Linked DNA regions of Mus musculus: regions 2 and 3 are each linked to region 1. Evidence: chromatin loops called from intact Hi-C (ENCODE). Cell type or tissue: gastrocnemius. All regions are shown on one strand.

Region 1 (2,500 bases):
TTCAGGGCCTTGAACCTGTTGAGCTACGCACTCCTGGCCTCTACAAAGAGTCCTAACCCACTAGGAGTTAAATGCTCCGATTGAGGCGCAGAGGGGAGAGAGAAGAGGTGACCCCTCTTCTCAATCAAGGTTGTAATAACATCTGTGCCCCAAAAGGTTAAGAACGTGGTTGTGGAAGGCACATAATTAGGCTAACTAGTCACCATCCTAAACATGACCCAAAACTGCCACAGTCACGAGAAAGGAAAAGTGTTCCACCATCCAAAGAAAACAAAGCTACTTCCAACAGGAATTGGCTGTCATAGTCTCTGCACTCGGAAAAAAAAAAAAAAAATCAACAGAGTATCCGCCCAGCCTGCCCAAGGCCCATCCCTTCCATCCCTTAAGCACAGGTCTCCAGGGAAGGCAGTGTTCCTTTGTTTTCCAGTCTGTGGGCAACTGGCTGGGCGTGGAGCCAGAGGTGAGGGACCTGTGTGGAAGAGAATCCTGCAGGGTGCTGAGCCTTGCAGGCTAGAAGCTGCCCACGGGTGGGCTCGGGCTTTGCCTGGACAGAGATACCCAAGAGCCCACAGAACAGGGGGGACAATGCGTCTGCTGCAGAGGCAGCGCCCTGGCCTGCTTTCTTCCCGCAGCTCCTGCCAGGGATCTGGGCAGCATTCCTGCCCCCGCGTTCCATCCAGCACCGCAGTCTTACTCATGGGCCTTGGTGCTTTTAGAAGTCGTTTGGGGACCTTTCAAAATTGGCACGGCCATGTTTTCTCCCTGGGGGCCCCCCTCAGCTTTCAGAAGCTGCTCTGCTACGTTGGTATACAGGGACACTCCCTTCCTCTGACCCTTCTTGGCTTTGGAAGAGGAGGACCTGGGAGGTGGCAGATGTCCCAATAAAGGCTGGAAGGAGCCCCGTGAGTGCTCGGGCGGTTGAGCCAGAGAGCTGCGCCAGCACTCGGGGTAACCTCCGGGGAGGGCGCAGTCCACACACATCCTGGCTTCCAAGAGCAGGCCTTGGGTGTCTGCCCATTATCAGACTCTCCGGCTCAACCCTAGGCTTTGAGCCCCAGAGGGGTGTCCCTCAGCGTGGAGTTGTCCTTCTGTACTTGCATTAATACACCCCCAGGGGTGCTTAGTATCCATTTCCAAGCTTCCCCATGGTCATGAAGGGCACCTTCATCACCAGGACTCACCCCAACTTACTGTGCACCGCTTAATTGGAAGGACATCTAGACGCCATGTCCAAAAGTGCACACACTCATTCCTTTCGTTAAAGTCGGCCTCTTTCAGGATCCTATTCTGTCTTCACACCCAGTGTGAAGTCACGAGGGGCTGGGACGATACACAGTCTCTTTCTTCTTCACAGGGGCTTGGCAGCCTTCTCTTCTCCACTGTAGACCTCGGGGAGTGCTTGAATGGGGCCAATGCCAACTGCCTCTGTAGATGTCAGACTCACGCATGCGCACTGTGCACTGAAGGCCCCCATTGCCTAAGCCCCTGTCCCACTGGCTGACAGGTGGGTGCCCTGATGGGTGTCCACACAGAGGAGAGGCTGAGCGGAGGACAGGATGCAGTAGGGAGCTTGCTCAATGTGGAAGCCCCCTTTGGAAGCCCTCCTCCACAGTTCTTCCTGGAGATCGCTCACACCTTGCCCCTACACCCCTTTTCAGATCAGGATAGTATTGGCTGCCCCTCCACCGACCCTGAACTGCTTCATTATGACTTGAGACAAATTTTCCCTAGACCCTCCCTACACTCTGCACTTGGTACCATCATTAAACTGCCCTTGGGGCGATCCAGTTGTTGCTTTCCAGGACCAATTCCGGGCTGGCCTGTCTTAGGTACTCCACACCCTGCTTTGAATAGGTGATTTTTTTTTTTTTTTTTACTTTAGTGCAGTACTTGCAGGGGAGTTGAATCCAGGGTCCTGAGCATCCCAGGTAAGCTCCTGTTGTCACTGAGCTATATCCCAGTCTCGAAGCATGAACGACAGAGAAGGATGGTTGAGCCCGGAGAGATGTGATGGCTCACCTATTGAGACGGCTTTTTGTAACTCCAGCACCAGGAGACCCAACACTCTCTTCTAGCCTCCTCAGGCACCCACACATGTGGGCATACCAGCACACAGACAACATACACAAAATTAAAATAGCTTTGAAAAGGAGAATGCTATCCCGGCATGGTGGTAGACAACTTTAACCCCAGCACTCAGGAGACAGAGGCAAGCAGCTCTCTGTGAGTTCAAGGCCAGCCTGGTCTAGAAAATGAGTTCTAAGACAGGCAGGGCCACATAGACAGACACTGTCTAAAAATAAAGTGTTGTGCTTCTATTCATATATCATAAAATTCACCCTTTTAAGAATACACTGTAGGAGCTGGGCATGGTGGCACACACCTTTAATCCCAGCACTTGGGAGGCAGAGGCAGGTGGATTTCTGAGTTCGAGGCCAGCCTGGTCTACAGAGTGAGTTCCAGGACAGCCAGGGATATACAGAGAAACCCTGTCTCGAAA
Region 2 (2,500 bases), 87 kb before region 1:
CCCCACGCCCCACCCCCCCACCCCCCCATCTGACTCACCTCGCGAGTACAGGGACTTGGGCGATTCCAGGTCTAGGTCCGCGCTGAGCAATGAGATGAAGTCCGAGGGCATCGCAGCTCGACCCAGCCCGGCCCGAGGGCAGCGGGAGGGGGGGAGCGGCGGTGGCGGCGGCACCTCCTCTCCGGGATCCGCGGGCACCGAACCGGGGGCGGTGAGGCGAGGGCGGCAGCCGCTGCCTCCTCCTCCTCCTCGAGGGCAGTCACTTCCCACCCGGCCGAGCGATGAGAAGGGCGGCGGAGTGGAGGGAACAGCTCTGCGGAGTGGAGAACTGACTCCCGGTGAGTCCAGAGACCAGAAGCTTCGGACCGGGGAAAGGGGAAGAGGGAGAGCCAAACGGGTCCGTTTCGGGCTTCTCCTCAGCGCACACTGACGGCCGCCGCCACCGCCGGCGCCGCTGACAGGAATCTGAGCCCCGCCCCCTCGTGGGGCACTGCGCACGCGCGGAGGGGGGGAGGTCCGGGAGCCCGGAAGAGCCTGGCGGCCGGCGGAGGGCGGACAGGCGCGCCACGGAACAGCATCAACAAGGGCTTCGCTTCCTGCCGTCGCTGCTGCGGCCGCTGCTGATCCCGGGCTGGGAAAGGGCCCCGCCAGCCAGCAGGGAGGGTGGAGGGAGGCGGCCTGGCTTCTGGGGCCCTGAGAAGGGAAAAGATTTTTTTTTTTTTTTTTTTTTTTTGCCTCGACCTGGTGGCGGCGAGCCTGAGGCGGCCGGCCCTGCTCCGTGGTGTACTTAGGAGGACACAGACCCTGGGGGACCTGGATGTCAGCCAGGAGGGGAAAAGCCCTCCAGGGACTTGCAGCGATCGAGGCCCGCTCGCTGGAGCTCAGCACTGGGGAATGGAGTTCCACAGCTTGGACAGCAACCGGGCCCTTCGGGGTTTTTCATAGCAGTGTCTGCAGTGAGCTGGTCAAGGGGCTATCAGACTCACTTTTTAATTAAGAAAGGGCAAGCCATACTCACCACCACCACCACCATCACGAGTTACCAAGTTTTGTTTGTGGATTTTGTTGTTGTTGTTCCTGTTCGTGGATTTTTTTGTTGTTGATGATTTCTGTTGGCCCACTCTGGCCTGGAGCTCACTATGTAGATCAGGCTGGCCTCAAACTCACAGAGCTGTGCTTGCCCCTGCCGGTCAGAAGTCACCATGCTCGGCTATTGATTCTTTTTAATGAAAATATTTTCCCCCCACGTTACCCACCACACCAAATTTACGGCGACTGCATTTATTTATTTATTTAGACAGGTGATTTTGTTATGTAGGTCTAGCTGGCCTGCAATTCGCTGTGTAGATTTAGACTGGCCTCAATTTTAGGGCAGTTCTCCTGACTCAGCTTTTCGAATGCTGGGATTACAGAAGAGTACCACCATGCCTGGCTTTGATTTTTGTTGTTGTTGTTGTTTAAGTTTATGTATAATGATGTCTCTGATAGTGAATGGTCGAATTTACTCCGGAGTGGAAAATAAAAGACAATTTAAAAATGGGATCATGTGAGTCCACATGGCTTGTGTGTAATGCACACGCGTGCGTGGGGTAGGGGGAGAGAAGTAAGCAAACATACTCTTCCACACGGGTTTTCATTTTTTTCACTGTGCTAAGGGAGAATGGAGGGAAAACATGTAAATGAGATTTTTTTGGCTGCTCTGTTCTCGGGGGCTAAAAGTTTCCGTTGCAAAAACACATCCTCACCTCCACCACAGACTGTTTCCTGACTCTTAATAGACTTTTGGGAAATTTTTAATCGAGTTATTAAAATATCAATTTGAGCACAGGGTGCGCATCTTGGAAAATAATTTTTAATTCTGTGTGGGATTTTGATGCCAACAGCCACGTGGGCAGTGTTTTTCAGGTGTTAAAGATGCCTTGATGTATGTTACTGTGTCTACAAAGCTGGTCACAAATCCTAAAACCCTGCGGATGTACCCATATAAATCCCTAACAAAGTTTTGCCTCTGTGATTTTGGGCACTTTATTGTGACTTGGAATGCTGGAGTTGGGGAAGAGTCTCTGAGCAAGGGAGGCCCCAGTGCAGGCAGCTCTGGGGTGGGCCCTTTAGCAAGCTTAACCTACAGACCTAGAATTTACATTTGTGTTATCAGAAACCACCTATCCTTTCATCTGAACATCTGATACAGGCTGCCTGATTATCTTCACTGAATTCTTAGTGATAATTAATGAACCCTGTGAGCATTTTCATCAGTCACAAGGAAGGTTTTTTGAGCCACCCCAACACATAGCAGAGCAAAACAGGAAACTACCCTCAAAATTCTATGGCCACTGTACTCTGTTGTAACACGTCCCAAGGGAAGTCCCTTCATAGCTGCTAAGAGACCCGCTCATTTGATAAGAGAAGATTCAAACCTCCTATTGCCTAACACGCTAAGGCCAATTGAAATCCTATAGCTTTGAGTTGGAGTAAAACATTGGTTGGTGACCTAGCCCTT
Region 3 (2,500 bases), 89 kb after region 1:
GTTGAAGCATGAAGGAAGCTGGAGAAGTACAAACGCCATGTGTATGTAAAGACATGTAGTGCATAATGCACATGCTTATACAGAAAGTGTTTCCTAGCTGGGCGTGGTGGCGCACGCCTTTAATCCCAGCACTCGGGAGGCAGAGGCAGGCAGATTTCTGAGTTCGAGGCCAGCCTGGTCTACAGAGTGAGTTCCAGGACAGCCAGGGCTAGACAGAGAAACCCTGTCTTGGGGAAAGAAAGAAAGAAAGAAAGAAAGAAAGAAAGAAAGAAAGAAAGAAAGAAAGAAAGAAAGAAAGAAAGATGGAAGGAAGGAAGGAAGGAAGAAAGAAAGAAAGAAAGAAAGAAAGAAAGAAAGAAAGAAAGAAAGAAAGAAAGAAAGAAAGAAAGAAAGAGGGTTTGGCAGCAAGGCTCAGGTTCCTGCTAGAGTGACCAGAGCTCCATCTACCCTCTCAGCCCCTCCCACAGAGGAGAACAGAGCGGCAAGAACAAATAGCTGTGGTTACATTTTAACTTGTGTTTATTTCTCTACAAGTGCTTGTGCTGTTTAATTTGGCCAGTCCACTCAAGATCCTTTTGTAAGTCTGGGTGTGGCTCCTGAACACTAGATCCACGACCTTTGCACACATGCTAAACATTTATAGATTGGAAGGGCTCTTTTTCTCCATCAGTGATCTGAGTAAGTGCCAATCTCCCCACCCCACCCCACCCCACTCCACCCCCAAAAATTAGTATTCTAAAGATAAACTGCCAATAAGTCATCCTGGTCAGCTGAGGGCTGTCTAACAGATAATTTGATAATCCAATTAATTTCAGAGGGCACTGGGGCTTGTTCCTTCCTGATGCTGATTTGGATTTGTAAAGGTTTTCTGGGTTTGCTTTTGTTTTTCATTAAGTAGGATTATCACTATGTTGTACTGGCTGGCCTGGAACTTACTGTTAGACCAGACTAACCTCGAACTCATAGAGAAATCTGATGCCCTCTGAACACAGCAAGGTGTGTGCACCACACCCAGCTAAAGTCTTACTTTATTTATTTGTTTGTTTGTTTGGGGTTTTAGAGACATGATTTTTCTGTGTAGCCCTGGCTGTCCTGGAACTTGCTCTGTAGACCAAGCTGGCCTGGAACTCTGCCTGCCTCTGCCTTTTGTACTGAAATTAAAGGTGTGTGCCACCACGTCCAGCTTAAAATGGGTTTGGTTTGATATGTTGTCCTTTGTTTTCTTAACAGATGCAGAAAGAGCTCTTTAAAGTGATTTCAGCAAATCTATAGACTTAATTTATCAGATGGGAAAACTGAGCTTCAGGGCAAACACAGGTTTTCAGGATCAATAAAAGAACCTGGAACATGTTTTATTTAACAATTCCTCCGGCATCTAAAGCTTTCTGTGGTGATTGTCTTTCGTTTCCCTTATGATCTGCTGGATGGTATTTGGGCCTGGAACTGGAAACCCGTGGACGCCAAGCCGCAGGTTAGTGCTGATGTCAGGGATATTTGAGAATCATTGCTGCCCCCTGCTGTAAGGAAAACAGTTCACAGGTTCCGGAGAGGTATTGAATTTTCCTCAAGGTTTACGTGTATATGTAAGTATACGTGTATGTTTTGTTTTAGACAAAGTCTCTTGTGACTCTGAACGGCCACTAGCCTCAAACTCACTCGAAGCCAAGGATTGCTTTTCACGTCTGGTTCTTCTGCCTCCATCTCTATAGGGTGGGATTACAGGGCTATACTGCCTTGCCTGGGTTCTCTGGTTCTGATGATGGATGTACTTTAGGTAAATTTTCTGCCAACTGAGCTACGTCCTTAGCTTGTCCTGGCTCTTTTTTTCTTTTTTCTTTTCTTTCTTTTTTCTTCCTTTTTGCTTGTTTGGTTTTTTGTTTGTTTGTTTTGTTTTGTTTGATACAGGGTTTCTCCGTGTAACCCTTACTCACTCTGTAGACCAGGCTGGCCTTGAACTCAAAGAGATCTGCCGAAATCTGGGATTAAAGACATGTACCACCACCCCCAGCCATAAAAAAGTAGCAATTTCTGAGGCTTTTTTTTTTTTTTTTTTTTTTTGAGACAGGGTTTTTCTGTGTAACCCTGGCTATCCTGGAACTCACTCTGTAGACCAGGCTGGCCTTGAACTCACTGAGGCTAAATTTTTAACACCATGGAAAGATATAAAGGCACAAGAAACTCTTCCCTGTATCTGTTCCACTTTCCTCTGCTAATTATCATTAATAGTCCTTTCTTTTCTTTGTGTGTGTGAATGTGAGCTGTAAGTGCCTGTGTATGCAGGAATGCACACACTCTTGCGCACGTGAACACACACACATTTTTTAGAAAGTTTTCCTATGTAGCTCTGGATTGCCTCAAACTCACCCATCCTCGCGCCACATCCTCCACGTACCAACATTACAGGCACCGGTTCCCACACCTGACTTAATTTAATCTTTTTAATGAAGAATGGGTCCAGGTGTTTAGTAATACTACCATTTCCAAACCTGCTGGGACATCG

What was found. Hi-C counts contacts between places; a loop is a spot of excess contacts. Peaks named below come from ENCODE experiments on the same cell type or tissue, not always from the same donor. Only the 100,000 strongest peaks of a DNase experiment are listed, where the experiment ranks them.
Region 2: a loop joins it to region 1, with 4 times the contacts of the local background. A loop is called at or near these places in 9 of 42 quality-filtered maps.
Region 3: a loop joins it to region 1, with 2.3 times the contacts of the local background. A loop is called at or near these places in 7 of 42 quality-filtered maps.

The regions. Positions count from the first base shown.
Region 1 is chr8:107,204,271-107,206,770 of GRCm38, reverse strand. It overlaps 4930517G24Rik (RIKEN cDNA 4930517G24 gene), which reads right to left and starts at 1,441. Exons shown (of 3, transcript NR_166499.1): 1 at 1,182-1,441. In gastrocnemius, no CTCF peak of the experiment used is centred here; DNase peaks (open chromatin) are centred at 524, 914 and 1,414; H3K4me3 peaks cover 1,401 bases; H3K27ac peaks cover 1,800 bases.
Region 2 is chr8:107,291,437-107,293,936 of GRCm38, reverse strand. It overlaps Nfat5 (nuclear factor of activated T cells 5), which reads right to left and starts at 467. Exons shown (of 15, transcript NM_018823.2): 1 at 39-467. The coding sequence starts at 111. In gastrocnemius, a CTCF peak has its summit at 1,185; DNase peaks (open chromatin) are centred at 534, 790, 1,120 and 1,574; H3K4me3 peaks cover 1,417 bases; H3K27ac peaks cover 1,825 bases.
Region 3 is chr8:107,115,221-107,117,720 of GRCm38, reverse strand. No RefSeq gene overlaps it. Among named protein-coding and RNA genes, the nearest start is that of Gm39240, 7.6 kb to the left of the region's middle. In gastrocnemius, a CTCF peak has its summit at 1,523 (motif pointing left); a DNase peak (open chromatin) is centred at 1,501; H3K4me3 peaks cover 348 bases; H3K27ac peaks cover 1,660 bases.